Regions from separate parts of the Homo sapiens genome. Here region 2 is linked to region 1. Evidence: read pairs that join two places in POLR2A ChIA-PET (ENCODE). Cell type or tissue: Panc1. All regions are shown on one strand. Each heading gives the region's core, and the rest is flanking DNA. Links, peaks and the distances in the headings are about the cores only.

The links. Peaks named below come from ENCODE experiments on the same cell type or tissue, not always from the same donor. Only the 100,000 strongest peaks of a DNase experiment are listed, where the experiment ranks them.
Region 2: POLR2A ChIA-PET joins it to region 1 with 12 read pairs; 10 of 35 experiments call an interaction of 5 or more read pairs at or near these places.

The regions. Positions count from the first base shown.
Region 1 is chr11:9,386,947-9,402,254 of GRCh38, reverse strand. All of the region lies in intron 1 of IPO7 (importin 7), which reads right to left. Among named protein-coding and RNA genes, the nearest start is that of IPO7, 9.9 kb to the right of the region's middle. RefSeq lists a silencer at 2,737-2,902. In Panc1, for the core only: no CTCF peak of the experiment used is centred there; no DNase peak of the experiment used is centred there.
Region 2 is chr11:9,323,747-9,339,054 of GRCh38, reverse strand. No RefSeq gene overlaps it. Among named protein-coding and RNA genes, the nearest start is that of TMEM41B, 17 kb to the right of the region's middle. In Panc1, for the core only: no CTCF peak of the experiment used is centred there; a DNase peak (open chromatin) is centred at 7,822.

The DNA.
Region 1 (15,308 bases), core at 5,204-13,203:
CTAATTTTTGTATTTTTAATAGAGACGGGGTTTCACTATATTGGCCAGGCTGGTCTCGAACTCCTGACCTTGTGATCTGCCCGCCTTGGCCTCCCAAAGTGTTGGGATTACAGGCACGAGGCACCATGCCAGGCCCTCCAACTAGCATTCTTAACCTACACTGGTGACAGCAGCTCAAAAACAATACCCTCTGTGACACCTGTTTCCTCTTTTAAGTAATTTCTCCATAGAAACATTTCATTAAATGGCCAGACACATACGAAATCAATAAAAATGAACAGTTTAGTCCAGGCATGGTGGCTCTGGGAGGCCAAGGCAGGCGGATTGCAATGAATAGTTTGGGGGTAGTGTCCAAGGTGGTAATAATGTTATTTCTTGATATGACTGCTGTTTTATACAAGAGTGCTCAGTCTGTGAAAACTGACTGTACCTTTATGACCACCTTTGTGTATACATGTTACATTTCAAAAGAAAAGTTAAAAATCAATAGCTTTGAACATACAATAAAACAATAGACTATATAATCATAATTTAATACATTTATATGAATATGCAATAGAATTTCCCACATTTTAAAATTTTTAAATTTTCCACATTTTACATTATAGACCTGGATCACTTTAATTAATGGTACAAAAAGGTTACATATTCCTAAATTTGTCATATTTGCTTCTGATTTTTTTTTTTTTTTTTAATTTTTTGTTTGCTTTGTTGCCATTGTTGTTAGGTATCAGGTCTCGCTATGTTGCCCAGGCTGGTCCTAAACTGCTGAGCTAGGCTCAGGAGCTCCTGCCTTAGTCTCCTAAAGTGCTGGGATCACAGGCATGAGCCACCACACTTAGCCTGCTTCTCATTTAAAGAACTGAACATTTTATCTTGAAGTGCAGGGCAAAACAATCTTTTAAAAATTAACATTCAAGTCAAATCCCTTCTTCTATATTTTCTGTTTCATTCTCCTTTGTCCCAATATAACCACCACTTATACTGTCATCTTTTAGCTCAAGTATTTTTCTACACATGTTCACATGAACAATATTTTGATTTTTATTTTAGTATCTTCTTTTTTTTTTTTTGAGACAGAATTTCACTCTTCTCGCCCAAGCTGGAGTGCAATGGTGCAATCTTGGCTCACGGCAACCTCCACCTCCCAGGTTCAAGCAATTCTCCTGCCTCAGCCTCCAGAGTAGCTGGGATTACAGGCACATGCCACCACGCCCAGCTAATTTTTGTATTTTTAGTAGAGACGGGTTTTGCCATGTTGGCCAGGCTGGTCTCGAACTTCTGACTGCAGGTGATCCACCCGCCTCGGCTTCCTGAAGTGCTGGGATTACAGGGGGGAGCCACCTGCGCCCAGCTATTTTAGTATCTTCTTACAGACTTTACCCCACTCTGCAAACACATTCTTATAGAGAATTTTCCAGCTGGGTGCAGAATTTTCCTTTGAATATAATTTTCCATTGAATGTAAAAAATTATTTCACATTAGAATCTAGACTTTATTCTTTCAATCACTCCAAAAATTACTTATTTAGTAGGCCGGGCACAGTGGCTCACGCCTGTAATCCCAGCACTTTAGGAGGCCGAGGCGGGCGGACCACGAGGTCAGGAGATCGAGACCATCCTGGCTAACACAGTGAAATCCCGTCTGTACTAAAAATACAAAAAATTAGCCAGGTGAGGTGGCAGGCGCCTGTAGTCCCCAGCTACTCTGGAGGCTGAGGCAGGAGAATGGTGTGAACCCCGGGGGCGGAGCCTGCAGTGAGCCGAGATCGCGCCACCGCACTCCAGCCTGGGCGACAGCGAGATTAGGTCTCAGAAAAAAAAAAAAATTACTTATTTAGGTGTTTGTGCTATAAGACATTATGCCAGCAGCTGAGGCTACAGGGTTGAATATGACAACCGGGCTCTATGACCTCATGGCAACTTACAGTGTTGTCAAGAAAAACAAGATAACCAAATAGATAACTGCAATAAAATACAGTCGGTGCCCCCATATCTGTGGGTTTCAAATCCATGAATTCAACCAACCACAGATGGAAAATGTTTGGGGGAAAAAAATTTTAAATAACAATACAACAATAAAAATAATACAAACAGTACTTAATATAAGTACAGCAACTATTTACGTAGCATTTACATTGTATTAGGTATTAAAAGCAATCTAAAAAGATTTAAAGTGTTCAGGGGATGTGTACAGGTTATAAGCAAATACTACACCATTTTATATTAAGGGACTTCAGCATCCATGAATTTTGATATCCGTGGGGGTCCTGGAACCAGTCCCTCAGTTACCAAGGGAAAAGTGTGTAATGGAAGAAGTAACAGTATTGAAGAATCAAAAGGAGGATCCCCTAATACAGAAGACCTGAACAGAAGGAGTTAGGTGGATGAAAGGGAGGTATTGACCCTTTCCACTACCCTAGATGTGAACATTGCCAACCATTGTCACTTTACTTAAACACCCTTCCACCTATGCCACTCAGCATACCATTTATTCTGGTCTCTCTCCTTCTCAGGCTCCTTTACTGATTTCTCATCCTGTTTAATCTATAAATGCTAGAATTCACCAGGACTTGGTCATAGGCCATCTTTCTTCTCCCCAGATGATCTCATCCAATCACTATCTTTACAAAGCATAATTTTCCACTGAAAATTATTACTCTACTTCCCTGCACCATTTCTCCCAACCTCTCATCACTATCCTCACAGTAATCCTCACCACCTTCCTCTTCATCAACCCAATTTAATATATCAAGTCCTGTCAATTCTATACCCAAAATCCTTCTTTAAAATGCTGCCGGGCGCGGTGGCTCACGCCTGTAATCCCAGCACTTTGGGAGGCCGAGGCGGGTGGATCACCTGAGGTCAGGAGTTCAAGACCAGCCTGACCAACATGGAGAAACCCCGTCTCTACTAAAAATACAAAATTAGCCGGGGTGGTGGTGCATGCCTGTAATCCCAGCTACTCGGGAGTCTGAGGCAGGAGAATCGCTTGAACCCGGAGACAGAGGTTGTGGTGAGCCGAGATTGTGCCATTGTACTCCAGCCTGGGCAACAAGAGTGAAACTCTGTCAAAAAAAAAAAAAAAAGCATCCATTTTCTCCATTCCCATGAACACCAACCTAGTCCAAGTGACTATCATCCCTCTTAATTTAACTATTTGTGCCCCCAATCATTCTCCATTTAGCAGCCAAAGATCTTTTAAAATTATAAATCAATCCCCTTTAAGCAAACCTTTTAACAAGCTTTCTACTGCACCTTCCAAGGTCCTACATGAAGACATCTTGTCCCTGCCATTTTCTTCAGCCTCATTTTTAAAAACTTTCTCAACACGCTCCACTCACTGCCCCACCTACCAGCCTTTAGGTTCTTTCAACAAGAAAGAAACATATTTAACAGATACAAAATCACAGCTAGATAGAACTAGTGAGTTCTAGTGTTCTATAGCACTGTAGGGTAACCATAATTAACAACAACTTATTGTATATTTTCAAATAGCTAGAAGCAGATTTTCAATGTTCCTAGCCCAAAGAAATGATATACATTTGAGATGAATATGCTAATTACCCTGATTTGATCATTACGTTGTTGTATACATGTACTGAAACACCACTGTATCCCATAGATATGTATTATACAATTATCATGTATCAATTAAAAAATAATAAAAGCAAAAAGAAACACATGACTTCATTTCAGAGTCTTTGTACATGCTGTGTCTTTCTACCTACAACATCCTTCTCTTGCATGCTCCACCAGTTAACTGGTTCACAGCTTCGCATTCTTTGGGTTTCGGCTTAAACATTATTTCCTTACAGAAGCCTTTTCTGCCTGATCACTCAAGCTAAAGTAGGGCTCCCTATTGCTCTCATAACCATTATTTTTCTTCATAATGCTTATTACATATTTGTTTACTATATTTGTAGATGGGTCTTATGCCTGTTTCTCCTATTAATTAGACTCTAAGCCCCACTGAGTAGGAACTATACTGTTTATATCCCCAGTTCTTCATATGACACGTGGCATTTAAGCTATTAAAAAAATTCACTGAATGAATTGGAAGAGCCAAGAAATAAATGCCTTGGAAGATGTGATTGCCTAGGGGCAGTGTAGAGTGAGAAAGGTTTTTATATTTAAGGGACAGACAGATGAGCCCAAAGGACACTACTATCCACACTACTAGGGCAGTTTTCAGACCATTTACATTACAGTATGTATCTTCTCTCCTGCATCAAATCATGAATTCCTGGAAAGAACTGCTGCAATCAGATAGTCTTGGTTGTAAATCTAGGTGATGCCACTTCCTAGAATGCTAAGCCTTCAACAAGTTGATTCAGTAAATCTAAGTCTCAATTACAAAATAGGAATAATAAAATCTACTTCACAGGATGGCTACAAGGAGTATATAAAACAACACAGAAAATATCTTAGCAAATATCAAGACATAACAAATTTTATATCCTTTGTATATCCATATTCAGTAGACTCTCACCTTTCTCAGAGTATGCTCTAACATCAGTAAGGTGTAAACGATGTATAGCCAAGTTACCCTTTAGTTCCTTAAATCGCCCACAAAGCACACATACATGGTTTTGCGTATACAATCTCTCTTGAGATCCCAACACTGAAGTTTTTCCTTAACTTGAAACAGACTACTTTATATGATTAGAACCCCAGATTAAACTGTTGGTTTATGTTTGGAAGCCATGTTGGAACAACAAAAACTGCCCAGCACAGTGGCTCACACCCGTAATCCCAGTGCTTTGGGAGGCTGATGCAGGAGGATCACCTGAGGTCACGAGATCAAGACCAGCCTGAGCAACATAGCAAGATGCTACCTCTACAGAAAATTTAAAAAAATTTACAGGCACCTGCCACCGTGCCCGACTAATATATATATATATATATATATATTTTTTTTTAAATTATTTTTAGTAAAGACGGGGTTTCAACATCTTGGCCAGGCTGGTCTTGAACTCCTGACCTCGTGATCCACTGCGCCCAGCCTAAAAATTATAATAGCTGGAAGTGGAAGCATGCGTTTGCAGTTCGAGGCTGCAGTGAGCTATGATCACACCACTCCACTCCAGCCTGGGCAGCAAAGCAAGACCTCAACCCTAAACAACAACAAAAACCACCACTGTTTTTGTTGGCTGGACAGATGTATAGCAACATTAGGTGTGTTAAGGCAAGCAAATCTAACCTATAGTAATAGAAGTCAGAAAAATAGTAACTTGGAGGAGAAACAGTACTGAATAGGAAGAGTATCACGGAAACTTTCTAGGCCAATGAAAATGTTACATGTCTCTTGGTCTGGGTGCTGGTTACCCAGATTTAACTTAAAAAAACAAAACTGAGACTATTTTTACCCCAACTTTCACAGCAGCATTACTCATAATACTGTAAAAGTGGAAACAACCTGTATGCCCATCAACTAATGAAAGTAAAATGTGTCTTATCGATACATACAATAGAATGCTATTCGGCAATTTAAAAAATGAAATACTGATACATGTTACAACAATGTATGAACTTTGAAAACAATACTGTATGAAAGAAGCCAGTCACAAAAGACTACATATTGTATGATTCCAATTACATGAAATGTCTGGAATACACAAATCTACATAGACAGAAAATAGGATTGTTGCCTAGGGCTAGGAATGGGGTCGGGGCGGAATGCGGAGTGACTGGTAAGATATGAATTTTCTTTGTGGGGTGATGGAAATGTTTTAAAGATTGGGTGATGGCTGTACAACTGTGAACATACTAAAAGCCACTGTATTGCATACTTTAAATGTGTGAATAGTTAAATCGACAACACTGAACTATGAAAATAAGCACTTACGACTTTGTTTTTGAGATGGAGTCTCGCTTTGTCTCCCTGGCCGGAGTGCAGTGGCGCAATCTCGGCTCACTGCAACCTCCGCCTCCCAGGTTGAAATGACTCTCCTGCCTCAGCTTCCTGAGTAGTTGGGATTACAGGGGCATGTGCTGCTACGCCCAGCTAATTTTTGTATTTTTAGTAGAGGCGTTTTCACCATGCTGGCCAGGCTGGTCTCCAACTCCTGACCTCAAGTGGTCCACCCACCTGGGCCTCCCAAAGTGCTGGGATTATAGGGGTGAGCCACCACGCCCGGCCCAACACTCAACACTTTATTAACCTTATTACCTTCAAAAACATATAAGTATAAATTTTAAAAGTGCAATGGATGAAAAAAAGCATAACTTTCAGCAAGGCATGGTGGCTCACGCCTGTAATCCCAGCACTCTGGGAGGCTGAGACGGGTGGATCACCTGAGGTCAGGAGTTCGAGACCAGCCTGACCAACATGGTAAAACCCCATCTTTATTTAAAAAAAAAATACAAAAATTAGCCAGACGTGGTGGCGGCTGCCTGTAATCCCAGCTACTTGGGAGGCTGAGGCAGGAAAATCACTAGAACTTGGGAGGCAGAGGTTGCAGTGAGCCGAGATTGCGCCATTGCACTTCAGCCTGGGGAACGGAGTGAGCCTCCGTCTCAAAAAAAAGCATAACTTTATAACTTTCAGACAACTAAGCTGAAGTAAAAATAAGAAAGTATATTTCTGTTAGCGGGGATATAGCACAGGCAATCTCAACCAGGGACATCCATCTAGCTGCCCCATACACATTTCTACCCACCTGAAATCCTTAAGACATGAAGACTTGTATTCTCCCAAAGAAGGTAACAAGTGAGGGCCGGGGGCGGTGGCTCACACCTGTAATCCCTGCACTTTGGGAGGCCAAGGCAGGCAGATCACAAAGTCAGGAGTTCAAGACCAGCCTGGCCAACATGGTGAAACCCCATCTCTGGTAAACATACAATTAACCGGGCACAGTGGGGGGCGCCTGTAATCCCAGCTACTCAGGAGGCTGAGGCTGGAGAATGGCTTGAACCTGGGAGGTGGAGGCTGCAGTGAGCCGAGATCGTACCACTGCACTCTAGCCTGGGCGAAAAGAGTGAAACTCCATCTCAAAAAATAAAAATAAAAATAAAAATAAAATAAGCTTAATTAAAAATATCACTAGTTTCAATCTTTATCACAAAAACCCTTTAAAATTTGGGCAATTATGGTATTATTGTCAACAATTTGGCAAACATCAATACAGGCCTCAGAAGATGCTACAATAGATTTTTTATATGAGTCAAAATATAAATATAACTTCTGGATGCTGCCCCTAATTATATGCCCAGTAGTCCCCTTCTCAAGCTCCTGGATTCTAGCATAGAACTGAAGCACCAAATGAGTCATTATACATCATTAATTAGGGCTAAAACTCCTAATACTCTAGTTTTAAAAGCTCTTAACCATAACACAAAATCACCTTCCTAGACATCTTTGAACCTTCTCATTATCTGTCATCAACCCAGATAATTTCAATAGTCACACTTAATTCATCTCATCAAAATTCTTCAACAAACCCAACTCCATTCTACTTACTAGTACTGACAATGCGCCAGACACTATGGAGAAAAAAAGATCAGTATGAAGTTATGTTGGGAGTTTAATTCCAATTGGGCTAATAAGTAAAATTTCAAGTTAGAACCTAAGGGACGTAAACTCAGAAATCAGAGAAGACTTTGAACAGTGAAAGATAAAAATGAATTGGTAGGTTGTGGCCAAAAAATTTAAAGAGTATGAATTTTTTGTGAAGGGTTATACATGATCAGATTTATGCTATAGGAAAATGAGTTCTTGAAGCACTGTGAAGAATGTAATGAAGAATGTAATTCAAGGAATGATGACTATAAAACATGAATGAAAAACTATTAGTACAACAGGTAGTAGCAACAGGCCTCAAAAACCTAGGCCCCTATTCTACTATACAGCCAAGCTTCCCTGCTGCTTTCTCTGCCACCCAAAATAAGCTCAACTTTAAAAAATAGAAAAAGAAAAACGCACACTCTCACATCAACGAATTTCCCAATATGGCCACCCTTTTAACTTACAATCTTATCCCTGCCCCCTTACTAGCATTCCACTCACTAACACTGTAATCAGAAATTGCTTTCCCCTCTGACTGCGTGGAAAATTAATAATAATTTTAAAAATTAAAAGGCTGGGGGCGATGGTTCACGCCTGCAATCCCAGCACTTTGGGAGGCCGAGGAGGGCGGATCACGAAGTCAAGAGATGGAGACCATCCTGGCCAACATGGTGGAACCCATCTCTAAAAATACAAAAATTAGCTGGGCGTGGTGGCGCACGCTTGTAGTCCCAGCTACTTGGGAGGCTGAGGCAGGATAATCACTTGAACCTGGGAGGCAGAAGTTGCAGTGAGCCGAGATAGCACCACTGCACTACAGCTGGGAGACAGAGAGAGACTGTCTCAAAAAAATAAAAAAATTAAAAGAAAAAAATTAGAAATTACTTTTCCAAGGTTACTGATACTTTAATGCATTTTCCCAGAAAGTCTTCAGTTTGTTTAACCTCTCTCATTTAGGAGTATCAACACCCCTTTCTTTTTTCTAAAAATTTTTTACTCATTTTCAAAAGTAATTCATGCTCTTTGGTAGAGAATTTATTAAATCTATGTAAGAAAAAGGAAATTAGGCCTGGTGTGGTGGCTCACGCCTGTAATCCCAACACTTTGGGAGGCCGAGGAGGGTGGATCACCTGAGGTCAGGACTTCGAGACCAGCCTGGCCAACGTGATGAAACTCCTTCTCTACTAAAAATATAAAAAAATTAGCCGGACGTGGTGGTGGTTGCCTTGTTATCCCAGCTACTAGGGAGGCTGAGGCAGGAGAACTGCTTGAACCCAGGAGACGGAGGTTGCAGTGAGCTGTCACTGTGCCACTGCACTCCAGCCTGGGCAACAGTGAGACTCCGTCTCAAGAAAAAAAGAAAAAGAAAAAGGAAACTAACCACTAACCACAAGCAACCTTCTTAAAATTATCTTTCTTGGCTTCTCTCTTACTTTTATGCCCAAAATCTCCAGTCTGCTTTTTCAGATGTTTATCAAAGTACCCAAAATAGGCATGGTTGAAAGTTTAGCCCTCTAGTCCATCCCATACCTTTGGATCATACTACTGTAATCACCTGCCTGCAGAAGAATATCACTTTTCCATTGCTGCTTTCTCTCCTAAACTTCAGCTCCACATTCCAATTGCCTGCTAGACTTTTTCTACTTGATGTTTACCAGCTCCTCAAACTAGACACTCTGTATGTAACTCATGTCTTCAAAATCAGTTTTCCCTCTGGACCCACATTTTCCAATGTAATCACTAATGTCAGTATCTTTTAAAACATACTCTTCAAACCCGTAACTTTTTTTTTTTTTTTTTTTGAGACAGAGTCTTGCTGTCGCCCAGGCTAGAGTGCAGTGGAGCAATCTTGGCTCACTTCAGCCACTGCCTCCCAGGTTCAAGCGGTTCTCATACCTCAGCCTCCTGAGTAGCTGGGATTACAGGCACGCAACACCATGCCCGGCTAATTTTTGTATTTTTAGTAGAGACAGGGTTTTGCCATGTTGACCAGGCTGGTCTTAAACGCCTGACCTCAGATGATCCACCCACCTTGGCCTCCCAAAGTGCTGGGATAACAGGCCTGAGCCACCGCACCCGGCCAAAACTGTAACTTTGTATTATTTCTCTCCATTGAAATATAACCAAAGAGACTTTCAATTAGCTACTATACTTCAGACCATTTTTAAGGAACACAGGAGGTAGAAGAATCCCGTGCTATCAGATTTTTACATTAAATACAACCAGGTAATTTCAAGAGCCAAGGAACTTCTAACCTTTCTTGTTACTAAAGCATTTGACAAGCCGGGCACAGTGGCTCACACCTGTAATCCCAGCACTTAGGGAGACCAAGGTGGGCGGATCTCGGGAGTTCGAGACCAGCCTACCAACATGGAGAAACCCCGTCTCTACTAAAAATACAAAATTAGCCGGACGTGGTAATGCATACCTGTAATCCCAGCTACTCAAGAGGCTGAGGCAGGAGAATTGCCCGAATCCGGGAGGCGGAGGTTGTGGCGAGCCGAGATTGTGCCATTGCACTCCAGTCTGGGCAACAAGAGCGAAACTCCGTCTCAAAAAAAAAAAAAAAAAAAAAAAGAATTTGACAAAGGCAAATATGACATCTACCTTGGCTACATGAAATATAAGGCATAGTGAGGTTAAGTCATTATAGTCGTAGACTCAGGACAAGGCTAAGGCTCTTCACTGCGTCCCTCTGCCTTTGTTAAAAAAACAGTAATAAGCCAAGTGCAGTGACTCGCACCTGTAATTCTAGCACTTGGGAGTCAAGGCTGGGCAACAAAGACAGACCTCGTCTCTACAAAAAATAAAAAACTTAGGCAGGTGTGGTGGTGCACGCCTGTAGTCCCAGCTAGTTGGGAGGCTAAGGCAGGAGGATAGCTTAATCCCAGGAGAGTCAAGGCTGCCGTGAGCCATGTTCATACTACTGCACTCCAGCCTGGGTAACAGTGTGAAACCCTGTCTCAAAAAATAATAACAATAAAAATAATTTTAAAATATTATTTTTATGCTTTCCAACTAGGAAGTTTTATGTTATTTTATTTTTTAAGATGGAGTCTTGCTGTCGCCCAGGCTGGAGTGCAGTGGTGTGATCTCTGCTCACCGCAAGCTCTGCCTCCCAGGTTCATGCCATTCTGCCTCAGCCTCCTGAGTAGGTGGAACTACAGGCACCCACCACCATGCCCAGCTAATTTTCTGTATTTTTAGTAGAAATGGGGTTTCACCATGTTAGCCAGGATGGTCTCGATCTCCTGACCTCATGATCCACCCACCTCAGCCTCCCAAAGTGCTGGGATTACAGGCGTGAGCCACCATGCCCGGCCAGAACTTTTATTTTATTTTTCTTTTTTTGAGGCAGAGTCTTGCACTGTTGCCCGGGCTGGAATGCAATGACGTGATCTTGGCTCACTGCACCTCCGCCTCCCGGGTTCAAGTGATTCTCCTGCCTCAGTCTCCCAAGTAGCTGGGATTACAGGCACCCACCACCACACCCGGCTAATTTTTCATATTTTCAGTAGAGACGGGGTTTCACTATGTTGATCAGGCTTGTCTCGAACTCCCGACCTTGTGATCCGCCCACCTCGGCCTCCCAAAGTGCTGGATTACAGGCGTGAGCCACCGCATCTGACCTCCAACTAGGAACTTTAAAAAAAAACTTTTTTATTAGAAATCATTTAGCAGCCGGGCGCTGTGATTCATGCCTGTAATCCCAACACTTTGGGAGGCAGAGGCGGGTGGATCACCTGAGGTCAGGAGTTCAAGACCAGCCTGGCCAACAAGGTGAAACCCCATCTCTACCAAAAATACAAAAATTAGCCAGGAGTGGTGGCGGGCGCCTGCAGTCCCAGCTACTCGGGAGGCTGAGGCAGGAGAATTGCTTGAACCCAGAAGGCAGAGGTTGCAGTGAACCAAGACTGCGCCACTGCATTCCAGCCTGGGTGACAGAGCGAGGCTCTGGCTAAAAAAAAAAATTTTTTTTGTATGTTGCCCAGGCTGGTCTCAAACTCCTGGACGAGCGATCCTCTTCCTGCTTTTACCTCCCAAAGTGCTGGGATTACAGGCGTGAGCCACTGCGCCCAAACTCTTTCAGATCTTTAACAAGCTATATCATTGAATAACTTGCTATCTAACAGCCGAAGTATCCAGGGACTTTCCTTCTCCCAAATTCAGAACAGTACTTCAAAATATTCCTGGTGAAGGAATGTTATCTAAACTACAGGCTACTCTGGTCTTCCTAAAATATTTTGCTTAATTTCTAAACATTCCAAATTATCTTACAAATATGCCATTATTTTACACTTTTCCAGACCTAAGATTTTCATTAAATACTTTTAATAAAATGGAATCAAATGAACCATTTATAAGTAAGGTATATCACATACAGCAGTAATAGTTAACCTTTTGTGACAATCCCAAAAGTGATCCAGGGTAGTGTGAGTTAAAAAAAAAAAAACACACACACACACAAAATATCAAGAAACTTACCAAAAGCAAGATCACTTTTTCATATAAAGCAAGTGAGAAAGTAGCACTGCTGCCTGTACATATAAAACCATTAGGCCGGGCACGGTGGCTCAGGCCTGTAATCCCAGCACTTTGGGAGGCCAAGACGGACGGATCACCTGAGGTCAGGAGTTCGAGACCAGCCTGGCCAACATGGCGAAACCCCGTCTCTACTAAAAATATAAAATTAGGCCAGGCGCAGTGGCTCACGCCTGTAATCCCAAGACTTTGGGAGGCTGAGGTGGGCAATCACCTGCAGTGAGGAGTTCAAGACCAGGCTGGCCAACATGGTGAAACCCCGTCTCTACTAAAAACACAAAAATTAGCCGTGTGTGGTGGTGCATTCCTTTAATCCCAGCTACTCGGGAGGCTGAGGCAGAATTGCCTGAACCCGGGAGATGGAGGTTGCAGTGAGCCGGATGGCACCAATGCACTCTAGCCTGGGCAAAAAGAGCGAAACTCCACTCAAAAAAAAAAAAAGGTGTATATACATATATAACCATTATATACCATATTGAGCTTAGGAACTAAGAGTTTAAATGTCTCCTGGGTAAACCCTCTAATTCCACTTACAGCATTTTTCTTGACTGCGAATATAACAGGGGAAAGACTATTGATGCGGAGATCATATCCACCTTAGCCAAAATCAGATCTAATAGTTTCGTCATCCAAAACTTACATGTAGCTTTATTATAGTACTGACCACATGTATTGTATGGGCCAGTGACGTGGTGATTATGGAGCTCTAGAAAGGCAGTGATCATAAATTTCTCTGCATCTAACTACTTAGCTCAGTGCCTAGCACACAGACATTTGCTGTTACATGAACCAGACTGGGAATTATCCTTCGGAATGAGTATTTAATAAAAATCTTCCTGGCATTATATTTAAAAACACCGGCTGGTGTGGTGGCTCATGCCTGTAATCTCAGCACTTTGGGAGGCCAAGGTGAGTGGATCACTTAAGGTCAGGAGTTCGAGACCAGCCTGGGCAATGTGGCGAAACCCCGTCTCTACTAAAAATACAAAAATTGGCCAGATGTGGTGGCACCTGTAGTCTCAGTTACTCAAGAGGCTGAGGACTGAGAATCGCTTGAACCTGGGATTGGAGGCTACAGTGAGCCAAGATCATGCCACCGCACTCTAGCCTGGGCAACCGAGTGAGAACCTGCCACAAAAATACTAATAATAATAATAATAAATTTTAAAAAATAAATAAAAGAGCTAAAGCCTATACTGTTATTTATTAATATTATAACAGGAAGTCAGTCATAAAGCCTATTACTGGGAAATCAAGGAATAACAATAACAAAAAATAACAATTCATGACCTCAAGAAACTTAAAATTATAGTGGGGAGAAGAAAAGTTAAGTAAAATTAGGCCAGGCGTGGTAGCACGTGTCTGCAGTCCCAGCCACCTGGGAGGCTCAGATGGGAGGACGCTGCTTGAGGCCAAGAGTTCTAGGCTGTAGTGTACTATGTAGTGCAGTGGAGCCCACTGCACTCCAGCCTGGGTAACATAGCAAGGCCTTAGCTCTGAAAAAATTAAAAATAAGCCTGGGCAACACGGTGAAACCTTGTCTCTACAAAAAATACAAAAATTAATTGGGCATAGTGGCACATCCCCGTAGTCTCAGCTACCTGGGAGGCTGAAGTGGGAGTGTTGCTTGAGCCCGAGAGGGAGAGGCTGCAGTGAGCCATGATGGTGCCACTGCACTCCAGCCTGGGTGATGGAGCAAGACCCTGTCTCAAAAAATAAATATAAATAAATAGGCTGGGCATGGTGGCTCATTCCTGTAATCCCAGCACTTTGGGAGGCCGAGGTGGGCGGATCACAAGGTCAGGAGTTGGAGACCAGCCTGGCCAACATGGTAAAACCCCATCTCTGCTAAAAATACAGAATTAGCCAGGTGTGGTGGCAAACGCCTGTAATCCCAGCTACTTGGGAGGCTGAGGCAGGAGAATTGCTTGAACCCAGGAGGCAGAAGTTGCGGTGGGCTCATATTGCGCCACTGCACTCCAGCCTGGGCAACAAGAGCAAGACTCCGTCTCAAAAAAAAAAAAATTTATTTATTTATTTATTTTTATTTTTATTTTTTGAGACGCAGTTTCGCTCTTGTTGCTCAGGCTGGAGTGCAATGGTACGATCTCGGCTCACCGCAACCTCCACCTCCCGGGTTCAAGCGATTCTCCTGCCTCAGCCTCCCTAGTAGCTGGGATTACAGGCATGCGCCACCACGCCCAGCTAATTTTGTATTTTTAGTAGAGACGGGGTTTCTCCATGTTGGTCAGGCTGGTCTCGAACTCCCAACCTCAGGTGATCCGCCCGCCTCGGACTCCCAAAGTGCTGGAATTCCAGGCATGAGCCACCATGCCCAGCCAATGTTTTAAATTTAATTAATTAATTAATTTTTTTGAGATGGAGTCTCACTCTGTTGCCCAGGCTGGAGTGCAGTGGCACGATCTCAGCTCACCGCAACCTCCGCCTCCCAGGTTCAAGCGATTCTTCTGCCTCAGCCTCCTGAGTAGCTGGGATTACAAGCATGCGCCACCGCGCCCAGCTAATTTTGTATTCTTAGTAGAGATGGGGTTTCTCCATGTTGGTCAGGCTGGTCTCAAACTCCCAACCTCAAGTGATCAGTCCGCCTCAGCCTCACAAAATGCTGGGATTACAGGCGTGAGCCACCGTGCCTGGCCAAATAAAATTAATTTTAAAAGTAAGCCAAATATGTATGACAAATCAGTGCTATAGAGAAAAACAAGTGAAAGGAGATAGGGAGTATGATGGTCAAGGAACTCCTCAGTGATAAGGAGACATTTGAACAGGGATGGAAGGAAATGAGAGAACAAGTTAGGGGGATAACTATGTGAAAGGAGTTCCAAGGAGTTAAGTGCAAAGACTCTGAGGCAGAAGGGCTATTTTGTTTCGAAACTGTCTATACTATAAACACTTTAATAACATTTACAAATTTTACATTGAGTCAGTGATTATTTCACTTTGTGAAGAGATTCATTCAAATGTCAATGATCTTATTCTTTGGTTCTAAATGAACCAAAACACAGCTTCACTGGAATGAGAGACATCATAGAATAATTCGTTCTTCTATCTTCTCCAAAGCAAGAGCCTTTCAGAAATGTTACTTCCTCATTCTTAACAATATTCAAGACTTGTCTGAGATCTGTCTCCCAAATCAATGTTCTGCCACAAGAAAGTCAAAGCAAAAAATATTTAAATGGAAGAAGGGAGAGGGAGAAGTAGTGTATTAAAATGGAATGAAAGTAAATATACTAATAGAAAAT
Region 2 (15,308 bases), core at 4,482-12,481, 62 kb after region 1:
ACCAGACTGGCCAACATTGTGAAATCCTATCTCTACTAAAAGTACAAAAATTAGCTGGGAGTGGTGGCATGCGCCTGTAATCCCAGCTACTTGGGCAGCTTGAACCCGGGAGGTGGAGTTTGCAGTGAGCCGAGACTGAGCCACTGCACTCCAGCCTGGACAACAGAGCGACACTCCTTTTGAAAAAAAAAAAAAAAAAAAAAAAAAAGGCCAAAAGCATTGTGTTATACTACATGTTGAAGCATAGAAACATACGTGGCCTAGCTGGGCTCTGTGGCTCATGTCTGTAATCCCAGCACGTTGGGAGGCCGAGGCAGGTGGATCACAAAATCAGGAGTTTGAGACCAGCCTGGCCAATATGGTGAAACCCTGTCTCTACTAAAAATACAAGAATTAGCCGGACATGGTGGCACATGTCTGTAGTCCCAGCTACTAAGGAGGCTGAGGCAGAAGAATTGCTTGAACCCAGGAGGTGTAGGTTGCATTGAGCCAAGATCATGCCACTGCACTCCAGCCTGGGTGACAGAGAAAGACTCTTCTGTCTCAAAAAAAGAAAAAAAAAAAAAAAGAAAGAAACATATGTGGCCCACGAAGTCTCAGATTAATAAATCTCATGATTAAACAGAACATACATGAAACTAACACATGAACATGCATTTTGACATAGAATTCTAAAATTCAACATTATAGATATTTTCTTTACGAGGAAATTCAGTATTATTATTATTCATATTTTAAGAGACAGGGTCTTGCCCTGCTGTTCAGGCTGGAGTGCAGTGGTGCAATCTTAGCGCCCTGCAGCCTGGAACTCCTTGGCTCAAGAGATCCTCCTGCCTCAGCCTCCTCAGTAGCTGGAACTACAGGTGTAAGACATCACACCTGGCTAATTTTTAAAAAGTTTTGCAAAGACGGGGTCTAGATATGTTGTCCAGGCTAGTCTTAAACTCCTGCCCTCAAGTGACCTTCCCACTTCAGCCTTCCAAAGTGCTGGGATTACAGGCGTGAGCCACCGGGCCCAGCCCGCACATTCATTTCTTTGGGCTCCCATAGCACCACTAGGACAAGTATTACAATCTGACTTTAGTTACTGCTAGTTATGTATTTTTCTTTCTGTCCTGGTAGAGTGTGATTTTTCTTGAGGGAAGGACCTTTCAACACAGTTCATTGCAACAATTCAGGTAATCAATAATATTTGTCGAACTGAATCATAAAAGGAACTGAAAAAACTGCAGAAATCTCTGGCAAGAGACAATGTAGTTTAAGAATAACACCTTTAGGGCCAGGCACGGTGGCTCACGCCTGTAATCCCAGCACTTTGGGAGGCTGAGGTGGGCAGATCACTTGAGGTTAGGAGTTTGAGACCAGCCTGGCCAACATGGTGAAACCCTGTGTGTACTAAAAATACAAAAAATTAGCTGGGCCTGGTGGTACTCACCTGTAATCCCAGCTAGCCAGGAGGCTGAAACAGAGAATCAGTTGAACCAGGGAGTTGGAGGTTGCAGTGAGCCAAGATATTGCCACTGCACTCCAGCCTGGGCAAGAGAGCCACTTGACCCTGTCTCAGAAAAAATGAAATGAAATAAAATAAAATCTCTCAGGATATGAATTCCGATAAATCTTAGCTTATTCAAAGCAGACATTTTAAAGGTAAGGACCGCTTGTGTTGTAGAATAAAGGCCAAATTCACTCACCTACCAAGAAGAGTTAAGAGGGCATCAGCTCGGTCTGCTTACTATTGCTGTCTCTCTAACCCCATTTTTTAACAGCAAATAATTTACATCAGAAAGCAGTCTCCCAAAGTATTTGGGAGTGGCACAATCTCTGCTTACTGCAACCTCTACCTCCCAGGTTCAAGTGATTCTTCTGCCTTAACCTCCTGAGTAGCTAGGATTACAGATATAAGCCACAACACCTGTCTAATTTTTGTATTTTTAGTAGAGACGAGATTTCTCCATTTTGGCCATACTGGTCTCAAACTCACAGCCTCAAGTGATCTGCCCACCTGGGCCTCCCAAAGTACTGGGATTACAGGTGTGACCCACCACATCTGGCCGAGATTTTATTCTTTAAGCAAGCAGAAGAGAGAGCTCTCAACTGACACATTATATGGTCTTGACATGTGGTGGGCCCCAAACATATGGGTAACTGGCTTACTAAGAAATCTCAGGACAGGCATAGTCAGGTTGGTCTCAAACTCCTGGCCTCAAGTGATCCGCCTGCCTCGGCCTCCCAAAGTGCTGGGATTACATGCGTGAGCCACTGTGCCTGGTCAGTAATTACTAAATGTTATCATTTTTAATTAACGCTTTCAACAATGTTGTGGTAAATCCGCCTCTCTTGTACCTTATGAAACCTGGGGCACATCCTATGACTTGATTACTAAATTTCAGCTTTGTCTGTTTAAAACATCAATCTCATTATTGGTTTAAAGCTCTCTGCCTCTCTAACCCAAGCTACACTTATGGCAAGAGGAGATTGGTTGACATTTTCTTTTTTTTTTTTGAGACGGAGTCTGGCTCTGTCGCCCAGGCTGGAGTGCAGTGGCGCAATCTCAGCTCACTGCAAGCTCCGCCTCCCGAGTTCACGCCATTCTCCTGCCTCAGCCTCCGGAGTAGCTGGGACTACAGGCGCCCGCCACTACGCCGGGCTAATTTTTTGTATTTTTAGTAGAGACGGGGTTTCACCGTGTTAGCCAGGGTGGTCTTGATCTCCTGACCTCGTGATCCACCCGCCTCGGCGACCCAAAGTGCTAGGATTACAGGCGTGAGCCACCGTGCCCGGCCAAGTTGACATTTTCAATCCTTCTCCCACTCTGGTGCCCTGGAAGGCAGGTGGAGGCCAGGCCATGCCCTGGCATACCTTGTCCCCTTCCCTGTTCTGGGCAAGAGGTCAGGGAGAGAGATGAGACAGTCAGGGTTCTTCCCCCATAGCTAGTCACCTATTGTTTGGGAGGCATGCCTGGTGTCTACCACTCTGGTTCAGTTTTGTTCTCGCCTCTGTCGCCAGGGTGGAGTGCAGTGGCGCCATTTCGGCTCACCGCAACCACCATCTCCTGGGTTCAAGCAATTCTCCTGCCTCAGCCTCCCGAGTAGCTGGGATTACAGACATGTGCCACCACGCCCAGCTCATTTTGTATTTTTAGTAGAGACAGAGTTTCACCTCGGCCTCTCAAAGTGCTGGGGTTACAGGCATGAGCTGGGAAATCAAGTTTTCTATTAATATATTTTTATTTTTGAGACAGTCTCACTCTGTCACCCAGGCTGGAGTGCAGTGGTGCGATCTCATCTCATTGCAACCTCCGCCTCCCGGGTTCAAGGGATTCTCATGCCTCAGCCTCCTGACTAGCTGGGATTACAGATGTGCACCACCACACCTGGCTAATTTTTTCTATTTTTAGTAGAGATAGGTTTCACTCTGTTGGCCAGGCTAGTCTCGAACTCCTGGCCTCAAGTGATCCACCCATCTCAGCCTCCCAAAGCGCGGGGATTACAGGCATGAGCCACCACATCTGGCCAACTTTTCTATTAATTTTTATTTTTAGCCGGGCGCGATGTCTCACGCCTGTAATCCCTGCACTTTGGGAGGCCGAGGTGGGCGTCACAAGGTCAGGAGATCAAGACCATCCTGGCTAACACAGTGAAATCCCGTCTCTACTAAAAATACAAAAAAAAAAAAAAAAAAAAAAAAAATTAGCCGGGCGTGGTGGTGGGTGCCTGTAGTCCCAGTTACTTGGAGGCTGAGGCAGGAGAATGGCTTGAACCCGGGAGGCGGAGCTTACAGTGAGCCGAGATCGTGCCACTGCACTACAGCCTGGGCGACAGAGTGAGACTGTCTAAAAAAAAATTTTTTTTTTAATTTTTATTTCAATTTTGTTTATTTATTTGGAGACGGAGTTTTGCTCTTGTCCCCCAGGCTGGAGTGCAATGGTGAGATCTCAGCTCACTGCAACCTCTGCCTCCCAGGTTCAAGCGATTCTTCCATCTCAGCCTCCTGAGTAGCTGGGATTACAGACACCCGCCACCATGCCCGGCTAGTTTTTGTATTTTTAGTAGAGATGGAGTTTCACCATCTTGGCCAGGCTGTTCTCAAATTCCTGACCTCGTGATCTGCCCCCGTCAGCCTCCCAAGTGCTGGGATTACAGGCGTGAGCCACTGCTCCCGGCCTATTATTAATTTTTAATTGTTTGTTTTGGAGAGAAGACTAAATTAGCAAAACCACAAGTCTAGTAGTTTTTTTTTTTTTTTTGAGAGGGAGTCTCGCTCTGTTGCCCAGGCTGGAGTGCAGTAGCGCGATCTCGGCTCACTACAAGCTCCGCCTCCTGGGTTCACGCCATTCTCCTGCCTCAGCCTCCCGAGTAGCTGGGACTGCAGGCGCCCGCCACCACGCCCAGCTAATTTTTTGTATTTTTAGTAGAGACGGGGTTTCACCGTGTTAGCCAGCATGGTCTCTAACTCCTGACCTCGTGATCCGCCCTCCTCGGCCTCCCAAAGTGCTAGGATTACAGGCGTGAGCCACCGCGCCCGGCCTGTTTTGTTTTGTTTTTGATAGGCCTCACTCTGTTGCCCAGGCTGGAGTGCAGTGGCATGATGTTGGCTCACTGCAACCTCCACCTCCTGGGTTCAAGTGAATCTTCTGCCTCAGCCTCCCGAGTAGCTGGGATTACAGGTGGGCGCCACCACACCTGGCTAATTTTTGAATTTTTAGTAGAGACGGGGTTTCACCATATTAGCCAGGCTGGTCTCGAACTCCTGACCTCATGATCTGCCTGCCTCAGCCCCCCGATGTGCTGGGATTACAGGCCTGAGCCACCATGCCCGGCCAGAAATCTAATTCTATAGTAGTAATAATGATAATAATAATAATAATGTTTTATATCGTTAATTAAATTCTGGAAAAATAGCCAGATGTGGTGGCTTGCCCCTGTAATTCTAGCACTTTAGGAGGCCAAGGTGGGCGGATCACTTGAGGTCAGGAGTACCAGACCAGGTTGGCTAACATGGTGAAACACCGTCTCTATTAAAAATACAAAAATTAGCTGGGCATGGTGGTATGTGCCTGTAATCCCAGCTACTCAGGAGGCTGAGGCAAGAGAATTCCTTGAACCCGGGAGGTGGAGGTTGCAGTGAGCCAAGGTCGCACCATTGCACTCTAGCCTAGGGGACAAGAGGGAAACTCCATCTCAAAAAAAAAAAAAAGAAAAAAAATTCTGGGAAAATAAAGTAAAAAGTCTTTGGTTATAAGTGACAGAAGCCCAGATCAAACTAGTGTAAGCTCCAGAGGGGTAATTTGTTTTTTTGTTTGTTTGTTTGTTTTTTGTTTTTGTTTTTGTTTTGAGACACAGTTTCGCTCTTCTTACCCCAGGCTGGAGTGCAATGGCGCTATCCCAGCTGACTGCAATCTCCGCCTCCCTAGTTCAAGCGATTCTCCTTGCTCAGCCTCCCGAGTAGCTGGGATTATAGGCGCCCGCCACCATGCCTGGCTAGTTTTTGTATTTTTAGTAGAGACGAGGTTTCACCGTGTTGGCCAGGCTGGTCTCGAACTCACTCAGGTGATCCGCCCGCCTCCGCCTCCCAAAGTGCTGGGATTACAGGTGTGAGCACTGCACCTGGCCAGAGGGGTAATTTGTTGGTTCATATAAACAAACCCTGAGAAAGGGAGAAGTGAAGCTTACCCTAGGACTTCACAGCCTGTGGAATCTCTCACTATTTTTTCAGACTAATTTCAAAAATCCACGGGAAGGACTTGGATTGGCTCATCCCGTGTCACATGCCAACATTTGGACCAGCACTTATATTCAACCAGTGTGCCCAGGTACCACCGTCTATCTAGTGTCTACTCTGATTGGTAACAACCTTTGACCTGCCGACTATTAAATGCTTTGAGTTATCACCATTGCCTTGGATCACTTACTGTGGCCAGGTAAAGAGGTCCCTTGATTGGGAGGAGGCAATGTGATAGGTCTGTAATCATAGGAAGGAGGAAAAGGATACTAAGTATATAAAAACTGTAGGCCTTAAGCATAATATGCAAATATATATATATGTATGTGTATATATATAATTTCCCAACTTTTTATTTAAAAAATTTTCAAACGTGAAGAAAAGTTGCAAGAATGGTATAATGACCACCCGTATGCTCTTCGTCTAGATTGCCTAACTGCTAACATTTTTCCCATATTTGCTTTCCCTCTCTCTCTCTCCCTGCACACACATACACACACACACACACACACACACACACACACTCACTCACACTCTCACTTTTCTTGGCCGAACCAGTTGAGAGTAAGTTGCAGTCATCATTAACATTTTACCCCCAAACTCGTCAAGATGTAGCTCTTCAGAACAAAGATGTTCTCATATATAACTACAGAATAATTATCATACTAAAGAAACTTAATATTGAATCAATGCTTTTTTTTTTTTTTGAGACAGTCTTGCTCTGTTGTCCAGGGGCACGGTCACAACTCATTGCAGCCTCGATCTCCCTGGCTCAAGCAATCCTCCCACCTCAGCCTCCCAAGTAGCTGTGACCACAGGCACACACCACCACACCCAGCTAATTTTGTATTTTTAGTAGAGGGGTTGTTTCTCCATGTTGGTCAGGCTGGTCTCAAACTCCCGACCTCAGGTGATCCACCAGCCTCAGCCTCCCAAAATGCTGGGGTTACTGGTGTAAGCCACCACACCCGGTCTTTGTTTATTTCTAATACAGGATTGAATACTGTATGGCAAATGGTTGTCACATTTCTCTTGTCTTCTTGAAGAAGAAAACAAAGCTGAATCGGAGCCTAAAAGTGTACCAGTCCTGGCCCGGTGCGGTGGCTCACGCCTGTAATCCTAGCACTTTGGGAGGCCGAGGCGGGTGGATCACGAGGTCAGGAGATCAAGACCATCCTGGCTAACGTGGTGAAACCCCGTCTCTACTAAAAATACAAAATATTAGCCGGGCGTAGTGGCAGGCGCCTGTAGTCCCAGCTACTCAGGAAGCTGAGGCAGGAGAATTGCTTGAACCCGGGAGGTGGAGGTTGCAGTGAGCTGAGATTGCGCCACTGCACCTCAGCCTGGGTGACAGAGCGAGACTCCGTCTCAAAAAAAAAAAAAAAAAAAGTATGCCAGTCCTGCTAATAAGTTTTACTCTCATGAAGGTAAATTCTAGGAAATTTGATTTTGTTTTGTTGCTTTAATAAAGTTATTAACTATCAAGGATTCCACCTAAGTCACTCTTCTATGCTTAGTATATCACTTTATTGATAATTAAATGTATTCTGATGTAAAATAGAAAATAACCACTTTGGGCTGGGCACAGTGGCTCACACCTATAATCCCTGCACTTTTGGAGGCCGAGGCGGGCAGATCACCTGAGGTCAGGAGTTTGAGATCAGCCCAACCAACATGGAGAAACCCCGTCTCTACTAAAAATACAAAATTAGCTGGACGTGGTGGCACATGCTTGTAATCCCAGCTACTTGGGAAGCTGACGCAGGAGAATCCCTTGAACCTGGGAGGCAGAGGTTGAGGTGAGCTGAGATCGTGCCATTGCACTCCAGCCTGGGCAACAAGAGCGAAAATCCATCTCAAAAGAAAGAAAGAAAGAAAGAAAGAAAAGAACCACTTTGCCTTGTATATTTGTGCTTCTCAACAGAAATCCTATAGTAGACTTTCTTACATTTGAGGCAAACAGCTTTTGCCAATCTTTCAAAGCAATAAAAATAGTTTTCATATGATTATGTCTTTGGAAGTCTGGTGCAAAATGTGATTTCACTTAGTGATTGTGGTGTGACAGCTGTAAATTGCTACATTCCAGGTTGGTGCTTCAACATTGTATTTTCAGTGTGACTGAGTTGCTCACATCCGGCTTTGACTGCCTTTTCCACAGAGAAGCTAGCTCTCAGACGAAGCCCCCCAAAAGGAGCGAATCAACACCCTCACAAAGAGATGTTGACAAATCACTGTCTCTTAGAGGTTCTAACTGGGCAATGTCCCATCCAGACATGCTGGACATGAGTATGAGTGTCCGTGTCTTCCGGCCTGGTCAGTAGCCAAGAGGCAGAGAGATCCCCTTGGGGTAGGAGTTCTGCCCTGAGGCCACATGCTTTGGTAGGAAGGCATTGGGCCAGTTTAATAGGGCAGGGAGCCTTATTCAAGGAAGTCAGAAGTAGTGTAGCAGGTTGCAGTATCAAATTCCTCTTGACAGTATATGATTGGGTAATTGTGTAAGTGCTCAATAAATAAATGGTAGAGTGTTCCGGCATACTTCTGGGTACTTGGGGTGCATAAATGAATGGCTAACTCAAGGAGCTCACCGTAACTTGTTTGGGGAGATAGCCTACAGCTGCCAACCCTTCTTGCTAACCATGCCACCCCAACCTCAAAACTGCTTACAACTCATTCAGTGAATTTTCAAATCGTTTTTATTAAGTACTTTGATGTATGCCAGGCACTGTTCTCTGCTTAGGATATACAGAAGTAAACAAGACAGATTGTTCTAGGATTAATGTTGCACACAGAAATGTTATAGTGGCTATTTTAGGGAAGTGGAATTAGATAAAGATATGGATAGGGACTCTTAATTTTTCCTTTTTTTTTTTTTTTGAGACAGTCTTGCTCTGTCATTCAGGCTGGAGTACGGTGGTGCAATCTTGGCTCACTGCAACCTCCGATTCCTGGGTTCAAGTGATTCTCCTGCCTCAGCCTCCCAAATAGCTAGGATTATAGGCACCTGCCACCATGCCCGGCTAATTTTTGTATTTTTAGGAGAGACGGGGTTTCACCATGTTGGCCAGGCTGGTCTCGAACTCCTGACCTCATGATCCTCCCGCCTTGGCCTCCCAAAGTGCTGGGATTGCAGGTGTGAGGCACTGTGCCCAGCCAACTTTTACTTTTTGAACTTTACTATTTGACCTTTTGTTAACAATTTTTTTTTTTTGGCAACAAACTCATCAAAGATCTTCTGAACAATAATGTGCCAGGGATTCTCCTAAGCTTTGAAAAGACAGCAGTGAAGGAAGCAGAAAAAGTCCCCTGACCTCATGGAGCTTAGATTCCAGCTAGGGAGGGACCATAAAACAAATAAATCCAAGCAAATATGCCATGTAATATAATGATGATTGATGATATGTTCTATGAAAAAAATAAATAGAAAATAAAGCTGTTCTTTTTAAAAGGTAATAATATTCCGTTTTGTTCAGATAATTTAGACTATTTAGATACTAGAATTATTTACTGGCCTGGGCAGATAGCATCAAGTGAAATGGGGCAGAGGGCCAAGCCTCAAAGCCTGAACCACCTGGACTCCTGTCCAGCACTCTCTCCACCCAGTACAAATGAAAGGCCAGCTGAGGCCAAGTGCAGTGGTTCACACCTGTAATCCCAGCATTTTGGGAGGCCTAGATGGGAGGATCACTTGAGCTTAAGAGTTTGAGACCAGCCTAGGCAACATGGCAAAATCCTGTCTCTACAAAAAAAAATACAAAAAAGTTTAGCTGGGCGTGGTGTTGCACGCCTGTAGTCCCAGCCACTTGGGAGGCTGAGGTGGGAGGATCGTTAGAGCCCAGGAGGCGGAGATTGCAGTGAGCCGAGATCGTGCCACTGCACTCCAGCCTGAGTGAGTGAGACCTTGTCTCAAAATAAGTAAATGAAAGTCCAGCTGAGCATCCTCCATTCTTTTGAAACTTGAGTGATGTCAATCCAGGGAGGTTGGCCTGGATGATTGCCCTTGACAGGAGCCTAGGCCTTTCCCCAAACAGTTTGGGGACAGAACTCACTGCTGCCCCAGTATTGGAAGGTGCAGACCCTGGCTACCCTGCAACCATAGTCGGCTTCTTCTTTCCAGCTTCACCAGCTGGTTTCCAGGGACCTGATCCTATTGGCTTTTGGTCTGCCTTGTCTGACAGCTTCCTGAATAGTAAGACTTGAAGATTAGTTCAGAATGCCTGACTCCAGCCACCACATTCTAATCTATTTTTAGGACAACATCCTCCTTCTCTGGCTCTCTGAGAAACTGCTCTTCTTTTTCTGTTTCTAAACTATTTCCATTCCCACCTTAGCCTGAGGTCTCCTCATCTGACAAAGCAAAGCTTAGGGGTTCCATTTCCTGCCCACAGCCCAGGGAGAAGATGCTGTTTTCACTAAATTCCTCTAGTCAAGGAAGAGGTAAGAAGACTTCACATTATATTAAATTATTATTATATATATACATATACATATATATATTTTTTGAGATGGAGTCTGCTCTGTCGCCCAGGCTGGAGTGCAGTGGCACGATCTCGGCTCACTGCAACCTCCGCCTCCCAGTTTCAAGCAATTCTCCTGTCTCAGCCTCCTGAGTTGCTGGGATTACAGGTGCACGTCACCACATCCGACTAATTTTTTTGTATTTTTAGTAGAGATGGGGTTTCACCATATCTGTCAGGCTAGTCTCAAACTCCTGACCTCCTGATCCACCCACCTTGGCCTCCCAAAGTGCTGGGATTACAGGCGTGAGCCACTGTGCCCACATGATATTAAATTAAAGAAGCATAGCAAAAATTGTATGCCCACTAACATTACAAGCATTTAAAATCTTTTTGCTTTAATTGCTTTATTCTAATTATTAAGGTAACACAAACCAATTGCAAAAACTTCAGAAAATACAATATAGGCGGGGCGTGGCAGCTCACGCCTGTAATCCCAGCACTTTAGGAGGCCATGGTGGGTGGATCACCTGAGGTCAGGGGTTCGAGACCAGCCTTTACAACCTGGTGAGCCCCATCTTTACTAAAAATGCAAAAATTAGTTGGGCGCGATGGCAGGCACCTGTAATCCCAGCTACTCAGGAGGCTGAGGCAGGAGAATTGTATGAACCCAGGAGGCGGAGGTTACAGTGAACCGAGATCACGCCATTGCACTCCAGCCTGGGCGACAAGAGCGAACCTCCATCTCAAAAAAAAAAAAAAAAAAGATTGCTTTGGCTATTGGGGGTCCCCTGGATTTCATATGAATTTTAGGATCAGCTTGTCAAATTCTGCAAACAATCTAGCTAGGATTTTTTTTTTTTTTTTTTTTTCGAGACGGAGTCTCACCCTGTTGCCCAGGCTGGAGTGCAGTGGACCGATCTTGTCTCACCACAATCTCTGCTTCCTGGGTTCAAGTGATTCGCCCGCCTTAGCCTACCAAGTAGCTGGGATTATAGGCATGCACCATGATGCCCAGCTTTTTTTTTTTTTTTTTTTTTTGAGACGGAGTCTTGCAGTGTTGCCCAGGCTGGAGTGCAGTGGCACAATCTCAGCTCACTGCAAGCTCCGCCTCCTGGGTTCATGCCATTCTCCTACCTCAGCCTCCTGAGTAGCCGGGACTACAGGCGCCCGCCACCATGCCCAACTAATTTTGTTTTGTATTTTTAGTAAGATGGGGTTTCACTGTGTTAGCCAGGATGGTCTCGATCTCCTGACCTCATGATCCGCCTGCCTCTGCCTCCCAAAGTGCTGGGATTACAGGTGTGAGCCACAGTGCCTGGCCTTTTTTTTGTATTTTTAGTAGAAACGGGGTTTCAACATATTGGCCAGCCTGGTCTTAAACTCCCGACCTCGGATGATCCACCCACCTCGGCCTCCCAAATTGCTGAGATTACAGGCGTGAGTCACTGCACCTGGCCTGGAATTTGTTTTGTTTTTGTTTTTGTTTTGAGACGAAGTCTTCCTTTGTCACCCAGTCTGGAGTGCAGTGGCACGATCTTGGCTCACTGCAACCTCTGACTGCCAGGTTCAAGTGATTCTCTTGCCTCAGACTCCTGAGTAGCTGGGATTACAGGTGTGTGCCACCACATCTGGCTAATATTTGTATTTTTAGTAGAGTTGGGGATTAGCCATGTTGACCAGGCTGGTCTGGAACTCCTGACCTCAGGTGAGATCTGCCTGCCTCTGTCTCCCACCGTGCTGGGATTACAGGCATGAGCCACGGTGCCTAGCCATACATGTATGTCTTCTTCTGAGAAGTGTCTATTCAATTCCTTTGCCCATCTTTTTCCTTTTTTTTCTATTGCTACTGCACAAATTAACCTTGGTCCATTATTTAATGGGTTTCCTTGGGTTTTGCTTGTTGATTTAAGTTTCTTATTGATTCTGAATATTACACTTTTGTCAGAAGCATAGTTTGCAAATAGTTTCTCCCATTTTGTAGCTTCTCTGTTTACTCTGTTGATAATTGATTTTTCTGTGCAGCTCTTTAGTTTAATTAGGTCCTACTTGTCAATTTTTGTTTTTGTTGCAATTGCTTTTGGAGTCGACATCATGGAGTCTTTGCCTGGGCCCACAACCAGAATGGTATTTCCTAGGTTTTCTTCTGAGTTTTTATAGTTTTGGGGTTTTACATTTCAGTCTTTAATCTATCTTGAGTTTATTTTTGTATATGGTGTAAGGAGGGGGTATACTTTCAACTTCTGTCTGTGTCTAGCTAGTTATATCAGTGCCATTTATGGAATAGGGAGTCCTTTCCCCATTGCTTGTTACTGTTGGCTTTGTTGAAGATCAGATGGTTGTATGTGTGTGGCTTTATTTTTGGGTTTTCTAATCTATTCCATTGGTCTACGTGTCTAATCTATTCCATTGGTCTATGGTACCAGTACCATGCTGTTTTGGTTACTGTAACCTTGTAGTTTGGTTTGAAGTTGTTTTGGCTTTGGATTGTTTTGGCTATTTGGGCTCTTTTTTGGTTACAAATGAATTTTAGAATGTCTTTTTTTTTTTTTTTTGAGATGGAGTCTCGCTGTGTTGCCCCAGGCTGGAGTGTAGTGGCATAATCTCGGCTCACTGCAACCTCCACCTCCTGGGTTCAAGCAGTTCTCCTGCCTCAGCCTCTCCAGTAGCTGGGATTATAGGCACCCACTACCACGCCTGGCTAATTGTTTTGTATTTTTAGTAGATATGGGGTTTCACCATGTTGGCCAGGCTGGTTTCGAACTGTTGACCTCAAGCGATCTGCCCACTTCGGCCTCCCAAATTGCTGGGATTACAGGCATGAGCCACCGTGCCTGGCTGTATATTTCTAATTCTGTGAAAATTAGAATTTTTGAACTCTTGACCTTAAGTGATCGGTTGGCTTCAGCCTCCTTTGGGAGGCAGGTGGATCACTTAAGGTCAGGAGTTCAAGACCAGTCTGGCCAACCTGGCGAAACCTTGTCTCTACTACAAATACAAAAATTAGCCGGGCACGGTGGCAGGTGCCTGTAATCCTAGCTACTCGGGAGGCTGAGGCAGGAGAAACTCTTGAGCCTGAGAGGCAGAGGTTGCAGTGAGCTAAGGTTGGGCCACTGCACTCCAGCCTGGACGACAGAGTGAGATTATGTCCCTCGCCACCGAAAAAAAAAAAAAGAAAGAAAGAAAAAGAAAAATGTCAATAGTAGTTTGATAGAGATAGCATTGAATCTGTATTGAATCTGTAAATTGCTTGGACAGTTTGGCCATTTTAACAATATTGATTCTTCCTATCCATGATCATGAGCATGGAAGATTTTTCAATTTGTTTGTATTGTTTCTAATTTCTTTCAGCAGTGTTTTGTAATTCTCATTGTAGAGATCTTTCACCTCCCTCCCCGGTTAGCTGTATTCCTAGGTATTTTATTCTTTTTTTTTTTTTGAGATGGGAGTCTCGCTCTGTCACCAGGCTGGAGTGCAGTGTCAAGATCTTAGCTCACTGCAACCTCCACCTCCTGAGTTTAAGCAATTCTTCTGCCTCAGCCTCCAGAGTAGTGTGCACCACCATGCCCGGCTAATTTTTGTATTTTTTTTTTTGAGACAGAGTCTCGCTCTGTTGCCCAGGCTGGAGTGCAGTGACGCGATCTCGGCTCACTGCAACCTCCACCTCCCGGGTTCAAGCGATTCTCCTAACTCAGCCTCCCGAGTAGCTGGGACTACAGGCACCCACTACCACACCTGGCTAATTTTTTTGTATTTTCAGTAGAGACAGGGTTTCTCCACGTTGGCCAGGCTAGTCCTGAACTCTGTACCTCAGGTGATCCGCCCGCCTCAGCCTCCCAAATGCTGGGATTACAGGCGTGAGCCACTGCACCCAGCCAATTTTTGTATTTTTAGTAGAGACGTGGTTTCACCATGTTGACCAAGCTGGTCTCGAACTCCTGACCTCAGGTGATCTGCCCGCCTCAGGCTCCCAAAGGGCTGGGATTACAGGCATGAGCCACCATGCCCGGCCAATTTTTGTGTTTTTAGTAGAGACATGGTTTCACCATGTTGGCCAGGATGGTCTCGATCTCTTGACTTCCTGATCTGCCCGCCTCGGCCTCCTAAAATGCTGGGATTACAGGCGTGAGCCACCGTGCCCGGCCTAATTTTTGTGTTATTAGTAGAGACAGGGTTTCACCATGTTGGCCAGGCTGGTCTCGAACTCCTGACCACAGATGATCCACCCGCCTTGGCCTTCCAAAGTGCTGGGATTACAGGCATGAGCCACCAGGCCTGGCCATGTAAGTGTTTTCAACATCAGACTTTGTTTTAATCTCTGCTGAGCAACAGACTCATATTTAATGCTGTAGTGTTTATAGGCATTTGGAAAGCTTTCATGTATTTCAAAGGCCTTCATTGTACAAAAACATGTTGAGAAAGGCACTGTCCTGAATCACCAAAGGGCGCTTATAGTTTGGTGGCAGATAAGAAGTCATTAAAATATAATTAGATAATTACAAAAATAGTGGCAATCCAGGAGAGAATGTACCTATCAGGACAAGAGTTGTGGCAATCCAGGAGAGAATGTACCTATCAGGACAAGAGTTGACCTTAAGTCAACTCTTCAAAGATAAGCAGTAGTTGATCTTAGGAAACACTAAGCAGAAAACATTAAAGGCAGGCTGGGTGCGGTGGCTCACACCTGTAATCCCAGCACTTTCGGAGGCTGAGGTGGGCAGATCACGAGGTTAGAAGATCGAGACCATCCTGGCTAACACGGTGAAACCCCGTCTCTACTAAAAGTACAAAAAATTAGCTGGGCGTGGTGGCAGGCACCTGTAGTCCCAGCTACTCAGGAGGCTGAGGGAGGAGAATGGTGTGAACCTGGGAGGCAGAGCTTGCAGTGCGCTGAGATCGCACCACTGCACTCCAGCCTGGGCGACAGTGCAAGACTCTGTCTCAAAAAAAAAAAAAGACATTAAAGGCAAAGAGTTAACTCCTGCAAGGACACAGAAACACAAATGAGTATGACATGTTCAGGGTACTTACTACATGTGGTTCAAAATTGTTTCACTCATTCATTCATTTGTTCATTCATGTTGGATTCAAAGTCAGCTGGATCATTTGAGGTTATGTCAGATCATGAAGGGC